Regions from separate parts of the Homo sapiens genome. Here region 2 is linked to region 1. The links are chromatin loops, found by intact Hi-C in ENCODE. Cell type or tissue: PC-9. All regions are shown on one strand. Links, peaks and the distances in the headings refer to the core of each region. The heading gives the core; the rest is flanking DNA.

What was found. Peaks named below come from ENCODE experiments on the same cell type or tissue, not always from the same donor. Only the 100,000 strongest peaks of a DNase experiment are listed, where the experiment ranks them.
Region 2: a loop joins it to region 1, with 4 times the contacts of the local background. A loop is called at or near these places in 2 of 110 quality-filtered maps.

Annotation. Positions count from the first base shown.
Region 1 is chr1:162,369,683-162,378,016 of GRCh38, reverse strand. It overlaps NOS1AP (nitric oxide synthase 1 adaptor protein), which reads right to left. Exons shown (of 10, transcript NM_014697.3): 10 at 7,542-8,334. SPATA46 (spermatogenesis associated 46) reads left to right here and starts at 1,163. Exons shown (of 3, transcript NM_182581.4): 1 at 1,163-1,329; 2 at 2,614-2,727; 3 at 3,401-4,814. The coding sequence starts at 1,227. The coding sequence ends at 3,969. In PC-9, for the core only: no CTCF peak of the experiment used is centred there; DNase peaks (open chromatin) are centred at 3,946 and 6,196; H3K27ac peaks cover 1,872 bases.
Region 2 is chr1:162,132,506-162,140,839 of GRCh38, reverse strand. All of the region lies in intron 1 of NOS1AP (nitric oxide synthase 1 adaptor protein), which reads right to left. All of the region lies in intron 3 of LOC105371475 (a long non-coding RNA gene), which reads left to right. Among named protein-coding and RNA genes, the nearest start is that of MIR4654, 20 kb to the left of the region's middle. RefSeq lists an enhancer at 3,343-4,542. In PC-9, for the core only: no CTCF peak of the experiment used is centred there; DNase peaks (open chromatin) are centred at 1,989 and 3,899; H3K4me3 peaks cover 902 bases; H3K27ac peaks cover 6,730 bases.

The sequences.
Region 1 (8,334 bases), core at 331-8,330:
ATCTTTCACCTTATTCCACACCTCGTTAGTGCACAAGGTTGTTATAGGACAAGCGAAACGAAGAGGCAACCTTGCCTCTCTGGAGTCCCAGAGTCTCCCCATCAAACTGACTTAAGCAATGAGCAAAATAGTATTGAGTAAGCCACCCATTTGTGCTTTAGTCACTTGCTAAAAAGAGCACCAACCACTGAAAACAATATTTGGCCCCTATTCTTAGGAAATACACATTGAAGTACTTAGGTATAAAAGGACATAGTGTTTATAACTTACCTTCAAATAGTTCACAGAAAAAATTAAGTATATACACATACACATGGGGCAGGGGGCAGGAGGAAGGGGACGGATACAGCAAATGGGGTAAAATGTTAATAGGAAAATCTGGATACAGGGCATAAGGGTGTTCTTTGTATTGATTTTATTTTTTGCAGCTTTTAAGATGGAGTCTCGCTCTGTCACCCAGGCTGCAGTGCAGTGGCGCTATCTCAGCTCACTGCAGCCTCTGTCTCCCAGGTTCAAGCGACTCTCCTGCTTCAGCCTCCCAAGTAGCTGGGATTACAGGCACCCACCACCACGCATGGCTAAATTTTATATTTTGAATAGAGATGGGGTTTCACCATGTTTGTCTAGCTGGTCTTGAACTCCTGACCTCAAATGATCCACCCGCCTTGGCCTCCCAAAGTGCTGGGATTATAGGCCTGAGCCACTGCACCCAGCCTAATTTCTGCAACTTTTACAAATTTGAATTTCCAAAGAAAATGTGAAAAATATATACACCTCAAAAAACAAACTAAAACAAAACAATAAAAATATTTGCTGACAGAGATTAGGCTGATAAAGGAGAAGAAAAGGAAGGAGATTATTCAGACAGGACAGAGGTTTCCAGGGCTGGAGGGCTGGGGGTAGACAGTGTCAACACAGAAAACTGATGATAACAAAGATAAAAGGGGACAAATAGACAGCATCACTACAGTATCTCTACTACATTCTTCTCTCTGGGTATTGTCAATCAGGGCCTGCCACTGGGCAATGGCAAGTCAAATACAATCTTTACACATTTTAATCTTGCTTTCAGTAGACTCCATTCATCTTCCAAAGGGTAACCTAGTTGGTAGTGGAATCATGTGCCTTGTGACATCAACTGTGCTCAGAATGTTTATCCTCTGGACAAACCAGCCAGCCTCTCCAGAGCAGGCGTGTGATCTCTGTACCCCCGCAGTGGTCAGAATATGGAGAACTTCTCACTCCTCAGCATCTCTGGACCTCCAATCTCTTCCTCCGCCCTGAGTGCTTTTCCCGACATTATGTTCTCTCGTGCCACCAGCCTGCCAGGTAAACTTTGGTGCCACTAGGGCCACAAAGATGTGGTTTTTTTTGAAGCTTTTAATTGAGTACCCTACCAGATCATGTTACAGGACCATGATTTAGTGAGAAAGTCAAATTACGCATGGGGAGAAAATAATTTTTCAAAATGCTGCATTTGTGGTAAGTAGTTACTGCTGTGTATTGATTTTTGGTAAGGGAAGAAAGGGGAAAACTTTTTTTTTTTTTTTGAGACAGAGTTTCACTCCTGTCGCTCAGGCTGGAGTGCAATGATGTGATCTCGGCTCACTGCAACCTCTGCCTCCTGGGTTCAAGTGATTCTCCTGCCTCAGTCTCCATTTATCATCAAGTTTTTCCCCCTAGATTGTGCATGAAATCTCAAGGTGGCAGTATGTCTACATAGAGTAGAAACTAGTTTTAGCTCTGTTTTGACAAGTTTGGAGAGGATTTGGAGTTAGCCAAATCAGAGAAGCCTAAGCAGCAGCGTAAACTGATGAGCACATCATGGAATAAAGTTGGACACCCTGAGGACTCCCTGTTCAAAATACGGTCCTTAGACTTGCAACGTCTGCATCGTCTGGGAGCTTGTTAGAAATGCAGAATCTCAGGTTCCCACCCCAGATCCACTGAATCAGCATCTGTGTTATTAACAAGATCCCTAGGGGATCTCTATGCACAGTAAAATGGAGAAGTACTGCTCAGTGGAGTAGGCCTCCTAAGCATCCATTTGTCTACATATATGACATTTATAAATTTGTCCCCCAAACTGAACACAGCTGCTATTCTGGGATTTGAGGCAGGTCAGCTTTTTGTCCAAGTGTTAGCACTCCAGGGTGTGCCGTGCAGTGATGGCCCACGGGAACCCTGACTGTGGGTATGAGATGTTTCAACTGGACAATCCTCAAAGCGGGCATGGAACATTGCTCTGCAGCCTGTGACTCTGGGTCCCAGGATGCTCAGGAGACTGGCAATGCGGAGTGAAGCCATCCGCGTGATGAGATGCAGGAGGGTTAGGTGAGGGGCAGGCCAGGCGGAGAGGTGTCATCTGGGCTACATCATAAATCCCACTTTCCAGAGGATCTTTCTGAGGCCTGAATGAAATGGCCCCATTCAGAATTCCCCAGGATGTCATCCAGAATAGCTCTGCCTGGCTGAGTTTGAGAGGTCACTGTTCTGTTTCAGCGTTGAGATGCCTTGAAGTACAGAGGTTGAGCCCCTAGGTATGCCTGGGGGAGTCCCAGAAAGTGGAATCCCAACCTTGCTCAGCTCACCAGTGTTTCTTCTATAACCCAGACATTGCAAAGACAGCAGTACCCACTGAGGCATCCAGCCCAGCTCAGGCCCTGCCACCCCAGTACCAAAGCATCATTGTCAGGCAAGGGATACAGAACACAGCGCTCTCACCAGGTGAGGACTTCTCTGACTCTGGGCGGGAATGTGTGAGAGGCTAAGGATGAAAAGGGGCTGCTTCCCTAAGGAAGCAGAGGTGTCTGGAAGCTGGACCCCCATGCGCGGTCTTGTCACCTGCAGCCTCCTATCTGGCCCTTCTTCCTTTGGTAGACACCCACAGGCCTGGGGCTCTCGCCTTGCCTCCCCTCTCCTGTCTCTGAAACTGGTGTGCAAGAGCAGTTTCTGGCTGAGTGGGCCGTGGAGGGATCAAGATGAGCAGTGAGGCTGAAAAAAGGGTCACAGCCATGGGTGGCGAAAAGAGGGACTGTGGGAGGCCGCCGGTTTGGCTATCCGCTGGGTCACCTGTCTGTGTCTATCCTTAGAGGAGTCAGTGGACATGGTGTCTCCAGGAGGGGAAGGCCTCGACAAATACCAAGGCTTACCAACTAAAAGCAGCCTCTCCTGCCCCAAGATCCAACGGCCCTTTGTACCCCTAGAAAAAGAATGCAGTGAGAAGGAATGCCCTCGGCTGCTCTTACCACTGTCTTGCGTCTGCTCTCAGAACTGCAATCGTGGTGGGGTGGAGGTAACCGAGGTCATGCCTGATGTTTGCCTTCTTACCTTTCTGCTCCAGCATCCTTGGCTCCACTGCTCCCTGCCAGAGACTCAGACCTGGTCCTTTCCTTTGCAGACTGCAGCTTGGGGGATACCCAGCACGGAGAGAAGCTGAGGCGGAACTGCACTATCTACCGGCCCTGGTTCTCCCCCTACAGCTACTTCGTGTGTGCAGACAAAGAGAGCCAGCTGGAGGCCTATGACTTCCCAGAGGTGCAGCAGGATGAGGGCAAGTGGGACAACTGCCTTTCTGAGGACATGGCTGAGAACATCTGTTCGTCCTCTTCCTCCCCAGAGAACACTTGCCCTCGAGAAGCCACCAAGAAATCCAGGCATGGCCTGGACTCCATCACATCCCAGGACATCCTAATGGCTTCCAGGTGGCACCCAGCACAGCAGAATGGCTACAAGTGCGTGGCCTGCTGCCGCATGTACCCCACCCTGGACTTCCTCAAGAGCCACATCAAGAGGGGCTTCAGGGAGGGCTTCAGCTGCAAGGTGTACTACCGCAAGCTCAAAGCCCTCTGGAGCAAGGAGCAGAAGGCCCGGCTGGGAGACAGGCTCTCCTCCGGCAGCTGCCAGGCCTTCAATAGTCCTGCTGAACACCTTAGGCAAATTGGCGGTGAAGCCTACTTATGTCTCTAGAGAGATGCCAATAAAGTTAGTCACAGCCTTCTGTCCAGTCTGAGGTCACCCCGCACAGCCTGCTGTCCTTCCCAGAACCCGGCTCTCATCACCTTTGGCTAATGGTTGCCTAGCAACACCAGGCACACACCCTCCCCTTTCTCTCTTTTAAAAATAAAGACAATACTTGAAGTTTGGGAAAATCATCTAAGATAGAGGTTCTCAAAGGTGCCCAGCTGGCAGTACCAGCAACCCCTGGGAACTCTCAGGCCCTCCTCAGACCTACTGAATCAGAAACTATGGGTCTGGGGCTGGCGGTCTATGTCCTAACCAGCCCTCCAGGTGACTCTGATGCAGCTCAGCTGTGAGAAGCACTGCTCTAGGATTCTGGCCTCTGCTTGGTCCCTATGTGGTCAGTCCTTGCCCCACCCTGGGAAGAAGGGGCTGGATGCCCTTTCCTATTTGCATGGGGAAGAATCTCTGCAGTTTTAAAGGCTTCTTTGACGGTAGATCTTCTGAGGGGGGAATGTGGAGGAAAATATGCCTCTGAGTATAAGGCAGGTAAGAGGCAGATGGGGCTGAGCTCACCCGGGACTGAGCTCTCAGGCACTACCATCATTCACTTAGAACAGCCATCCAGTGCTGGGGCAGAATAGAATCAGTTTTGACCCAGGAGACGTCTTTTCTTGGCTGCTTTGAGCCAGGTGAAAATAGGCAGGTAAACATGGGAACCTATTGCTTCCTGTTACCAAGTAATGTGTCCAGTGGGCAGCCCTGACTCTGCCTCCATTTCTGAGTGAACCTCCTGGTCCATCTGACCCAGAAAGATGGATAAGCATCAGGGATGCAGCAGAGACATCTATCTTGACTGTAATGTGGTTTTTAAAAAGCACCAAATGCTTGCTGGTCATCCTTTCAGGCCTCATTTACCTCTTGCTTTATCACCCTGATGACTCAGTAGCCCCTCCACTGCAGTGGGCACTGCCTTGCAGGGACCCTGGCACAAACCCCCGCCCTGGTCTTTGCCTCCCTCAGGGCTTGGCCAGCAGGTGGTGTGGAGGGTCCTCCCTCACCTCCCAAAGGCTTTTCCTCCAGAGTCTTATCTGTGGCTTAGCAGAGCTGCTCTGCTTATCAGTGTGCTGCTAAAACCTCATTTGTGGTCGTTCCCCACAGAGTGGGAGGGAGGCTGGGCTCGATCCCCATCGCATCATGTGCTGTGAGACCACTGCGGCCCTGTGCCCTCGAGCCATGCTTCTCACCCCATTCTGTCCCCAACCCCACCCAGCCTGCATCCCAAAGTCCAATTGACTGCCAGGCTCCAGCTGGGCTGGGATCCAGGACAAGGTCACAACCTATCCAGTCCAGTGTGCAGAGGTCTCCAGGCAGCCCTGACATCACTCCCAGGACCCTGTGCCCTGAAAGGGCAGATGAGTGGCTCTGGGCAATCTTTTTAATCCTCACTCCGAGCTACTGTTGTCTCTGTCCTTTGCCAACCCCATGCTCCCTTCTCTATGGCATCTGTACAACAGGCATAGAACATATCACGAGAAGGAAAACAAGCAGGCCAGGGACTGAGCCCAGGTGCCATGGCACGTGCCCATCCCGCCTGCCAGGTGCTCGTGGTTAGTGTCTTCTCCCTAAAGACAGGGCGTTTTTCACATTCCACATTTAATGTTGTATCAATGTAACCCCAGGAATTTTCTCAGTACAGAGCTAAGTTTTAGCAGAGCAGGAAAGAGCACCCAGCACTGTACTGAGCAGCACAGGTGCAGGCAGAAGGAAGCTCCCTAAAAGGGAAATTGTTCTGTACCCTGGGTCACTGCCAGGCACTCTCTACTGGGTGCTTTTAAAATACAATCTCATTTACTTTCCATAGTAGCTTTGTGTGGTTTATACTATCCCCATTTTCGAGATGAGAATACAAAACTCAGTTCAGTTCACTTAGCCAGAAAAGAACAGAGAGCATGTGAACCCAGTTGATCTAACCTTTTCAACTTTCTCTCTAGCCTGGGCCTGACGAAGCCATCAGGCCTAACACATCCTCTGCCTGCAAAATGGCTAAAAGTTCCAGCCAAAGTGACCTGGCTTTTCTAAAGTCTGTTCTGTGTGATCCCACAGCTCCTCATTCCTCAAACACTCCCTCCTTTACCAGGCTCCTCTGCCCTTTCATTTGTACTCCTTGCAGGGAAGCCTACATTCCCATGAATCAGGACTTCTGTGCTGAGCTGTGTCATAGTGATACCATGATCCCCGCCGAGGTAGGTATGAGGAGGAGCCAGTTTTGTCCCCAGTATGAACATTTCTGGAATGGGCCTATTCAGACTTCTACCAACTACATATTTCAGGCATTTAGTCATGAAGTCCGTGAAATAGTATAATCTTTTTTTTTTTCTTTTCCTTGAGACAGGGTCTCGCTCTATCATCAAGGCTGGAGCGTGCAGTGGCATGATCTCGGCTCACTGCAACCTCCGCCTCCCAGGCTGAAGCCATCCTCCCACCTCAGCCTCCCAAGTAGCTTGGACCACAGCCACTCACCACCATGCGTGGCTAATTTTTATGTTTTTTTTTTTTTAGTAACGGTCTTTCCCCATGTTGCCCAGGTTGATTCAAACTCCTGAGCACAAGCGATCCACCTGCCTCGGCCTCCCAAAGTGCTGGGATTACTGGCATGAGCTGAATAATCTTGTTTATACAATTACACAGTTATATTGGCAAATATCTATGATGTAGTAATTTTTCAAGCACTCAGAACTTGATGCTGGCCAGGTGTGGTGGCTCATGCCTGCAATCCCAGCACTTTGGGAGGCCAAGGTGGGAGAATTGCTTGAGCTCAAGAGTTTGAAACCAGCCCGGACAACATGGCGAAACCCGTCTCTACAAAAAATAGAAAAATTAGCTGGGTGTGGTGGCACACACCTGTAGTCCTGCTACTCAGGAGGCTGAAGTGGGAGGATCATGGAGCCCAGGGAGGTCAGGGCTGCAGTGAGCCATGATCATGCACTCCAGCCTGGGCGACAGAGTGAGACCCTGCCTTAAAAACACCTGAAAAACAAAAAGCCCTGAAACCCAAAACCAAAAAAACCAACTGGCTGCTACTACCCACATATTCTAATGATATTTGGAGTTTGAAAAAACCTGGGATTGGCAGAGTCGGCAAAAATGGGTGTAGACGAGTTTCCCAATCTCAGGACTACTGACATTTGGGGCTGGATGATTCTTTGTTGTGGGGGGCTGTCCTGTGCATTGTAGGATATTGATCAGTATCCCTGGCTTCACTCACTACATGCCAGTAGCTTTGTGACAACCAAAAACATTTCTAGACATTGTCAGATGTCCCCTGGTGAGGAAAAATCAGGCCTAGTTAAGAACCACTGATACCTCTGATCCCGCAGGGCTGATCTATATAAAGTGCAAATGAAGCCACCATCTTCCTCTCCTCCTACAGGGAACTTGTGAATCTTTCCTCAATCCCATACCCTTGGGAACCATCTCACAGAGCTGATGCCACTTGGCTTGGGAAGTGGGGTGGAAGTGAGGGGGAGAGAAGGAGCAGGTGGAATAGAAGCAGCAAGAAAAGACAATGGAAAAGCTTCTAGAAATAAGAAAGGTTTATTTAGCAAAAGCCACTAGACTAGTGACAACATCCAGGGAGTAAGTGCACTTACATTAACAGAATCTTTTCCCAGAGAGTTGATCCAACAGAGTTAATGACACAACAGCTTTAGGAAGTAGAGTGCTAGTGGGTAGAGGGTTAGGAGGAAGCAGTCAAGCAAAGAGTAAATAAAAGGAATACAACGCCTAAACAAGATCAGTTGAGAGAAATGAGGCTAGGAAGAGGTTTTACAGAGAGAGCATTGATATAAGCAGGAATATAAGGAATATAATTTTTAATCTCAATATACAGTCCATCCAGTGCAGAGAAATTCTTTCCTGGCTCCATAACTGTGGGAGCCTCCTGTGCACGAGAGTCTGCTGGCACCTGGGGTAGGCTGGGGCAGGCACCAATAAGGTTAGCACCCCTGGTGTCCATTTGTCCTCCATATAGGGCAGAGTAGAAGAATGAAAAAGAGGAAGGCAGAGTTGAGTTAGCAGAGCAAGAAGCAAGGAGGGAGGACAGGGTGACATCGTCGGGAAATCAGGTCTGCAATGTTCCCTTTCCTGCCCAGTTGGCCCTGATGGAGGGTCGGTGGCTGGTGATCCTTCAAGGCTCCTAGATCTGTCCTTTGTCTCCCATCTCCACACACCAAGTATGCGCTGGTTTGGGTCCACTGGGGAGGATACCAATACACAAACTAGTCCTCCAGGGAGGGCCTGAACTGGGGAAAGGGTGGCGCCCAGGCAGGAAGAAACCACCATGGAACACCCCAAGGGCAGGAGTCTTGGATG
Region 2 (8,334 bases), core at 64-8,063, 240 kb after region 1:
GAATGGCTTTTGTTAAAAAGTCAAAAAATTACGGATGTCGGTCAGGTTGTGGAGAAAAGGGCGCGCTTCTATACTGTTGGTGGGAATATAAATTAGTCCAGCTACGGTGGAGAAGTCTGGAGATTTCTCAAAGAACTAAGAGCTGAACTACCATTTGAGCCAGCAATCCCATTACTGGTTATATACCCAAAGGAAAATAAATCATTCTACCAAAAAAGATATATGCACTGATATGTTCATTGCAGCATTATTCACAATAGCAAAGGCATGGAATCAATCCAGGTGTCCATCGACAGTGAACTGGATAAAGAAAATGTGCTACATATGCACCACAGAATGCTACACAGTGAAAAAAAGAAAGAAATCATGTCCTTTGAAGCAATGTGAATGCAGATGGAGGCCATTTTCCTAAGGGAATTAACACAGGAGCAGAAAACCAACTATTGTAGGTTCTCACTTATAAATGGGAGCTAAACATTGGGTATACCCATGTAACAGACCTGCACGTGTGCCCTTGATTCTAATAATATATATAGAGATTGACCACACTCTGTCCTAGCAAATAAATGATTGTCTGGAGGACCTTGAATGAATACAAAAGGAACCAGGGAATAAAAAAGAAAGTAGTTGTGGATGAGAACAGAGGGCCTGCAGGCAAAGGTCTTCTCTGGGACACAGAGAAATGCTTTAGAAAACAAAATTAAGACTGCAGGCCGGGTGCGGTGGCTCACACCTGTAAACCCAGCACTATGGGAGGCTGAGGCAGGTGGATCACTTGAGGCTAGGGGTTCAAGACCAGCCTGGCCAAGATGGCAAAACCTTGTCTCTACTGAAAATACAAAAAATTAGCTGCGTGTGGTGGTGCACACCTGTAATCTCAGCTATTCAGGAGGCTGAGGCATGATAATCACTTGAACCAGGGAGGCAGAGGTTGCAGTGAGTCGAGATCACACACTGCCCTCCAGCCTGGGCGACAAAGTAAGACTGCCTCAAAAGAAAAAAAAAAAGTAAGACGGCAACTCTGGCTGAGAAACTGAACCTGAAATCACACGGCTTGCCTCCCATTCTGAGAGATGCCAATGAAACACAGCAAGGGTACAGATTTGTCTGACAAAAGCTATTTTTAAGGAGAAACCAATATTTTAATAAAGATTGTTTTGTGGCGAAAGATTCAAATTACATACCACAGAGCTAAACAAACATCCCTGACAGAAATCCCTGTTCTTCCTACAAAGGGTTATTCCACTGCACCAGTGGCCTCATCTCCCTTTCTCCTCCTCTCGTAACAAAGCCTTTTCAACACTCCCTCCATATATCCCATTCAACAAAGCAAAATTCTGGAAGTGAGCCTCTGAGAAAGCATCCATTGTTCCTCCAGCACTGAGATCTGTGGACATCCTGTCATCAGTCCTTTCCCATTCACAGGCTATCTGTAAGCCCCTGATAGATAGTGTCTAGGCTTGTATCTGGAATGGACAGCAGGGTAGAGCTCCCACCCACAAAAACAAACAGGAAGCAAGCCACAGGGCCACATTGGCTTCCAACCCAGAGACCCCTGCAATCCTTCAGCACCAAACAGAAACACAGTGTCTTGGTGGTTAGAGCCTTGTGGTCTTCAACCACCTCATCCCTGGAGTTCTGGGATATCCCAAGAAAATAACAACTAAGGAGGGAATGAGGTCAAAACCCGGGATGGGCTAAGAGGTAGACACTAGGGCGGAGTGAAATACAACATGCCCCAAGCCAGAGCCCTCATCCACAAGGGAGCCTTCTGCCAGATGCTTACCTATTATGAGGTTTGTTACTCAGGTGTAAGAAGCAAGGGCAAGGGCAGTAGAGGTGGAGGTCAACCAGGAAGCATCTGCAAGTATAGTTAGGTTGACCAACCATCCCAGTTTGCCTGGCACTGCCCTGGTTTTAGCAGTGAAAGTCCCACATCCCAGGAATCCCTGGCCCTGTGTGAACCCCTGCTCTGGCTAACTGCCCTAGGTGCAGTGTCCCTTCCCCTTCCTCGAGAATGGTTTCACTAGCAAGACAGTAAAACACCCCTGGCACACTAGGGGTGCCACAGGTGCTGCCTGTAGCCTTGCCAGCTAAGCACATGACCTCTCTTAGAGAAGGGCTTTCTCAATGCCTTGGCTCCTAAGTGAAGTCATGGAAAAGTAAGGAAGAAACGGGTGCTGAAAAAGCAAGCTCAGTCCTTCTGGATGGCCCCCAGGCAGACAGGAGCCCAGGCCTCTGGCTCCAGCTTGCCAGGGTCACAGAGATGTTCTTCAAAAACTGGCACTTGGCCTCACCAGCTTCTCCCTCCACTATCTATCCAGGATGGATCTGGGGAACCAAATGAATAAAATTAAATGCTATGCAAGGGTATAACACAACAATTATTAATAACCTCATATTAATTTCAATGTATGTATTTTTATACAAATTCTAAAAACTGCAAACTCCTCCCACCCATCTCCACAAAGTCTTATCCTCTTGGGCCACTCTGCCCACATTTACAAAACTAAGCCAAAGGGAAACCACGTATCCCACCATCACCACCGCCCCACTGCACAACAGAAACTTAGACTAACTGCAGTCTCCTAAGAGACCTTGAGCAAGGACCACCAGGCTATGCTTTTTTCTGAAAACCTGACTCACAGAAACTATGAGAGAATAAATGATTATGATTGCTTTAAGCTGTTAGGTTTTGAGGCAATTGGCTACCAATACACTGTGCATATCTGCTACACCAACTAGAGTTATTTACCAAATCAACAGATTATGCATTTTTAAAAAAAGGTGTCAATGTATCCTGTTTCCTGGGGTTACATTTAACATTTAATGTGAGGTACTGACAGTGGCTTCACTGACCACACCAGCACCCCCTCTTACCCACCTAGTATTCTCTCACAGACCCATATATGCTTACATACACACTCCAAGCCAATCACCGCTTGCTTGCTTTCTGTTAAGGAGGTTGCTCTGTCTGTGGATTCCTAAGTGGCTATGTAGGAAGGATAGCAATATGAGCAGCCACAAGAGAAATGCCCGTCTAGGTATACAGCAACACAGCGAGACCCAATTACATGTGTGTGTGTACGCATGTGCATAACTGAAGGCTCAAGGGAGACCCTGAGCAACCACACAGGAGACAAGGCATGAGTTTTTTCATCCGTCAGACAGCAGAATGAGGAGCAGGCAACTGAACAAGAAGAAGATGGATTTTGAAATCAAGCAGAGAAAGGGCAGAAAAAGATCCTCACATACAGATTTCTGAAAAGAAAAACAGAGCTCTGAGGTTTACTTCTAAGTGCCTCAGAGTCCCTGGACTGCCTCAGCTTCATGGCAAAAAAATGGTTAGCAACAACACTGTGCTGATCCCAGACAGCAATCCTAGAAACCATGGTGATGGGTACCATTAACTCTGATCAATAGATGGAAAACCTTCCAGAGGCACACGCCAATCCAGATCCAGTTAAAGTGCAAGCAAACGGCAAATCAATAGTGCTGCAGAAGTGCAGAGGGACAGACAAACGGCTCACAGGGTGGCAGGAGTGGCCCAGAATTTGAATGTGCTTATCAATGTGGCTGAGAGGCTGAAACTGACAAAGAAGAGATAGATGGAAAGAAAATGTTGAGAAATGGCATTTTTGCAGGAGGCTGAGTGCAAATGCAAATCGTGCTTTGTCTCCTAATCTGTGACAGGGGGGTCCATCAAAGACAAAGTCAAAGAAGCAAACGAAGATCAACTCCAACTCTCAGCTCCTACCTCCACTAAAACCAAGGCCCAAGAGGACTGAGGGTAGAACGGAAATTCAGAGATCAAGTACCAAGTTGACGAGGATCTCAGAATCTTCATGAGCAAGTCCGAGGTGCTTTTCATATGAGTCACTAATTCCTCAGCAACAGACTCAGAGCTGCTGCACTCTGACCTGCACTCTGGTTGACCTGATGTATTACACCTCTTTCTAAAATACCAGAGCATGTTTGGAAGGGCAGTATTCACCCCAGAAAAGCTAGGAGGTACTTCTGTATGCTCCAAGGCAACTCCCTTCATACTACAGCCAGCTGAGAAGCAATTTTTAAACAAACACACAAAAACACAAACATCTCACTGTGGTTCTTCCACCAACTTGTCTCTAAACTTTGGCAAATCACCTGACATTGAATTTCCTGTCATGAAAGGTAGAGAGTACCCTATTTACCCACCTCTGCAGCACATGAGAAAAGAAAAAGGACACATCTGGAAAGCAGTGAGAGAATGAGAGTAAGCCCAGGGTATCATACCAGCAAGACAGAATCTGAAGTTCTAATTTTACATTCTCATTTCCAAAAACTGCTGCTGGTTCTATGTTTTTCCATATGATACGGTAATCTACAAGACTGAAGCTCCATAAAGAAAAGAATGATGTCTTGCATTTCTTTTGTATCCAGCCCAATACTGAATACATGGTAGGTATTCAAAGAATTAGAAGAGGTTAGATAAGATTAAGGGAGTTGGAGGATCATGAGCCTAGATCTATATCATAAAATACTTGGTCAAATAACACCATACATTAAAAAATAAATAAATAAATAAAGAATCCCCATCTCAGTAGCTGTTTTCCTGCCCCAGAACTACCTTTCTTTATTATACCTCTTCAAATTCTACCCCACTTCAAGACACAGCTCAAATTGCATTTTCTTCCCTGTGAAGCACTCCCTGACTACTCCACACCATAGCAGTACCCTGCTCCTCTGAAGAATGATGTACAGCATTTGTTGAGGCCATTTTTATAGTACTAACTCGGGTTATTTCAATGTTTTCACTTGCTTCTATAACATAGCTTTCACTAGACTCCCAGAATCTCAGGATTCTAAATTGTATTATACACCTAAATCATATTCCTCTACAACACTAGACAACAGTTGTACATACACAGGAAAGTCAATAAAAAATAAATTTTTAACAAATTTTTTAAATGCTTAAAATTCCCACTACAAAATAATCAATTACAATATTCCATTCCTAAACAAATTTAAGTAACATGGGTGAATCAAATGAAACGTGGTCCACTACATGCACAAAGTTCATTTAGATGGAGGCCTTTAATGTTCCCAAAAGTAAGTCAGCCTCTTTGCCACTTTTGGTCTTGAAATTCACCGTCCCCGAGTTTCCAGAGGTCAGAAGTGTTCAAGTCACCCTCATGCTTTAAGGCAGAACCCCAGATGGTGAGAGTAATTGTATTACAACGCAAACCTGGGTCTGCAACCTCCCTGCACAGACCTGGCTGCCCCCTTGGGAGATGCAGAAGGCTTCTGCTTCTCAGGGTCCAAAATAAATGCCAGTTCTGCAGACAGAACAGGTGTCCCCCCATCAAGATTATATCCACAAATCCAGGACATTTGTACCAACTGTTCCTGTCCTCCAGTACTGGAAACCTTCCAGAATGAGAAATAAATTCATCTTCCCACAATTCCAAGAGCCTGTCTTTCCCCCTTGCAGTATATGAAAGTCGAAAACCTTTGCAGATACTCAGTATCCACACTGTCCTTGAGTAGCCTGCATCCTGACATGACCCAGCCAGTCCTTCCATCAGCCGGCAACCAATACCTCTGAGGACATAAAAAACAAAAGACATGACATCTGTCTTCTAAACGTTAACAGTACACATAAAGAGAGACATATGATTCAACAGTGACAATGTGCTAAGGTCACTGCTGTAATAAGGTTATATCTACCAAGTCCAGTAGAAGCACAGAAAGGCAAACACCTAATTTGCTTGGATACAAGTCAGAAGTACTCACAGAGAAGATAATTTTTGAACTTGAAGGATAAATAGTTGGTTGGATAGAAATAGAGAAGGCAGGCCATTCTAGGCAGGAACATCAGCGTGCATAGAAATGGAGAGTTGAGGCAGCATGGCCTGTTGGTGTGTTCAGATGCTACAAGTCCTCTGCCAGATGAGATAAGGCTGAACATGCAGGCAGGGTCAGGTCATGAAGGCCTTGCATTGCTACTCTTAAGTCATGTGCAGCCACCTAAGGGTTTTGAGCCACGAACTTTGATCAGGTTTATATGGCTGCTTCATGGATGATAGATTGGAGAGGACATGACAAGAGACCAGTGACAGATAAGAAGGACCTAAAACAGAGCAAAAGAATCAGGGATAGGAGGAGAGGATATCTGGGAGATAATAGGGACAGGACTTGGAAACTGATCAGATGTGGCTGTTGGAGAGGGAGATGAATTCAGGGTAATTTTCAGGATTCCTTAATCCTTCCACTGAATGCATGCATCTCCACATCTTGACTTTTTCCCTACTCTCCTTCCTCTCCTCCCCCATTTACAGCACTACGGTTTTACTTTTTTTTTTTTTTTTTTTTAGACAAAGTCTCCCTCTGTCACTCCAGGCTGGAGTGCAGTAGTGTGATCTCAGCTCAGTACAACCTCCACCTCCCGGTTCAAGCGATTTTCATGCCTCAGCCTCCCCAGTAGCTGGAATTACATATGCACCTCCAAACCTGGAATTTTTGTATTTTTAGTAGAGATGGTGGTTTGCCATGTTGGCCACGCTGGTCTCAAACTCCTGGCCTCATGTGATCTGTCTGCCTCGGCCTCCTAAAGTGCTGGGATTACAGGTGTGAGCCACTGCGCCCAGCCCAGTTTTGCTTTGAGATAAATTATCCATTATACCAGGGCTTACTATAGCTCACTCCTTAGATTCATGAATTTAGCATAAATAGTGTCTTAGCTTTTACTGACTGTTTCACCTGTGTTTTATCCTATTAATTGAATTCTTAAGGTTTCCTTTTAAACTGAAATTCATTTTCTCCCAATTTTAGAAGAGATACAATTTTTTGGAAAGTCTTCTCTTCCTTCTCTCCTCCCCAGTTAGCTTATCTCACATCAAGTTCATGGGGCAGGAACTGGATCTAATTCTATGTACTACTTCATGCCAAGCATGTTCTTGGCATTCGTTGAATGCCGATTACTTCTACAGGCCACAAAAAATAATAACAACAATCTATAAATACCTTGGCTTCCTGCAGTTGAGAGGAATTAACCACACTGCAATTAAGGAAAAGCTGGAGAAAACATTTAGTTAGCAGCTTCTCAAGGCAGACAATAAGATTAAGGTAATAAATACCAGTTCCAACATATTTCTTTGGAGATGTTTCATAAAATAGTCCAATAAAATGCTAAAGACCACCCAATGCCACAGCAGAATGCTAACCACATATGAGTCACTCAAAAGCCAAAATTGAACAGATTCATCTATCATGTAAAAGGGATAGAAGAATAAACATCAACAATTTATACTGCTGCCAGATTATAAAAAGGAAAGCTTGTTATAAAATCTAGTTCACATAAAATATCACACTTTTAGAATAATAAGACAGCAAGAGAGTATGATTTCATTCATAGACTTTTAGATAAAACTATAAATGGTATCTGGGTTTAGGCACAATGGTAACCAAGACGGGTATGATATCTACAATAATTGGTCCTAGGCAAGAATCAATAGATAAGACAGATAAAGGATAAAATATGACAAAACATTTGTTAAGATTAGAAGATCTTCTGAGGCAACTTAGGAAAGCATTACCAACACAGTGCATCTAATAAAATAATGACTTGTCTTTGTTAATACAGTTTAATTCAAAATTTCAAAGATTAAACCCAAGAATATAGACAAATTAAGCGTACTAATATAATAAGCACACACCTGGAAAATATTTTAGGTAAATGGCTGCTACAGAATGAACTCAGATGGGATATGAAGCAATGGACCCAGAAATCCCAGCCAACACGTGATATTGCAATATTCCATCATTTACTATCACACTGGACCTCACTGATGCAGAAGTTTCCATTAGGCGCCAAGTCAAAAGAGATCACAAAAGAAAAGACAAGTAAGTGTATAGCTCTGACAGAAGAGCCAGAGCAAACAAGGAAATTGGGGCACATGCAGGCAAAGTGGAGAATCTCAGCAAGAAGAGAGCTCTGGTTTCAGAAACAGACCTTTATCCATGGCACCCAGAACACTGGTAACTGGGGAAAACTGAAGGAGTGTGGAACCTGGGAGGGGTCACTCATAGATTTGCAGGGCTGGAGGAATCAATATGGAGACCTGTGGGTTGGGAAGCTATGCTATAGATTCCTATTATGTCATCATCAAAATATTTTATACCAATAACAGTTTCAAACCAAGTTTACTACTACTTTCCATATTGCTTTAATGAGCTAAGATTAGGCTGAGCAATTATTAAGTGCTATCATTAAATAATAATCATCTGATTGCCGTGATCTCACTTTATCAGATAATCCTGTCCAAAGGCAATTCTCCTGTGTTTCACTAGACC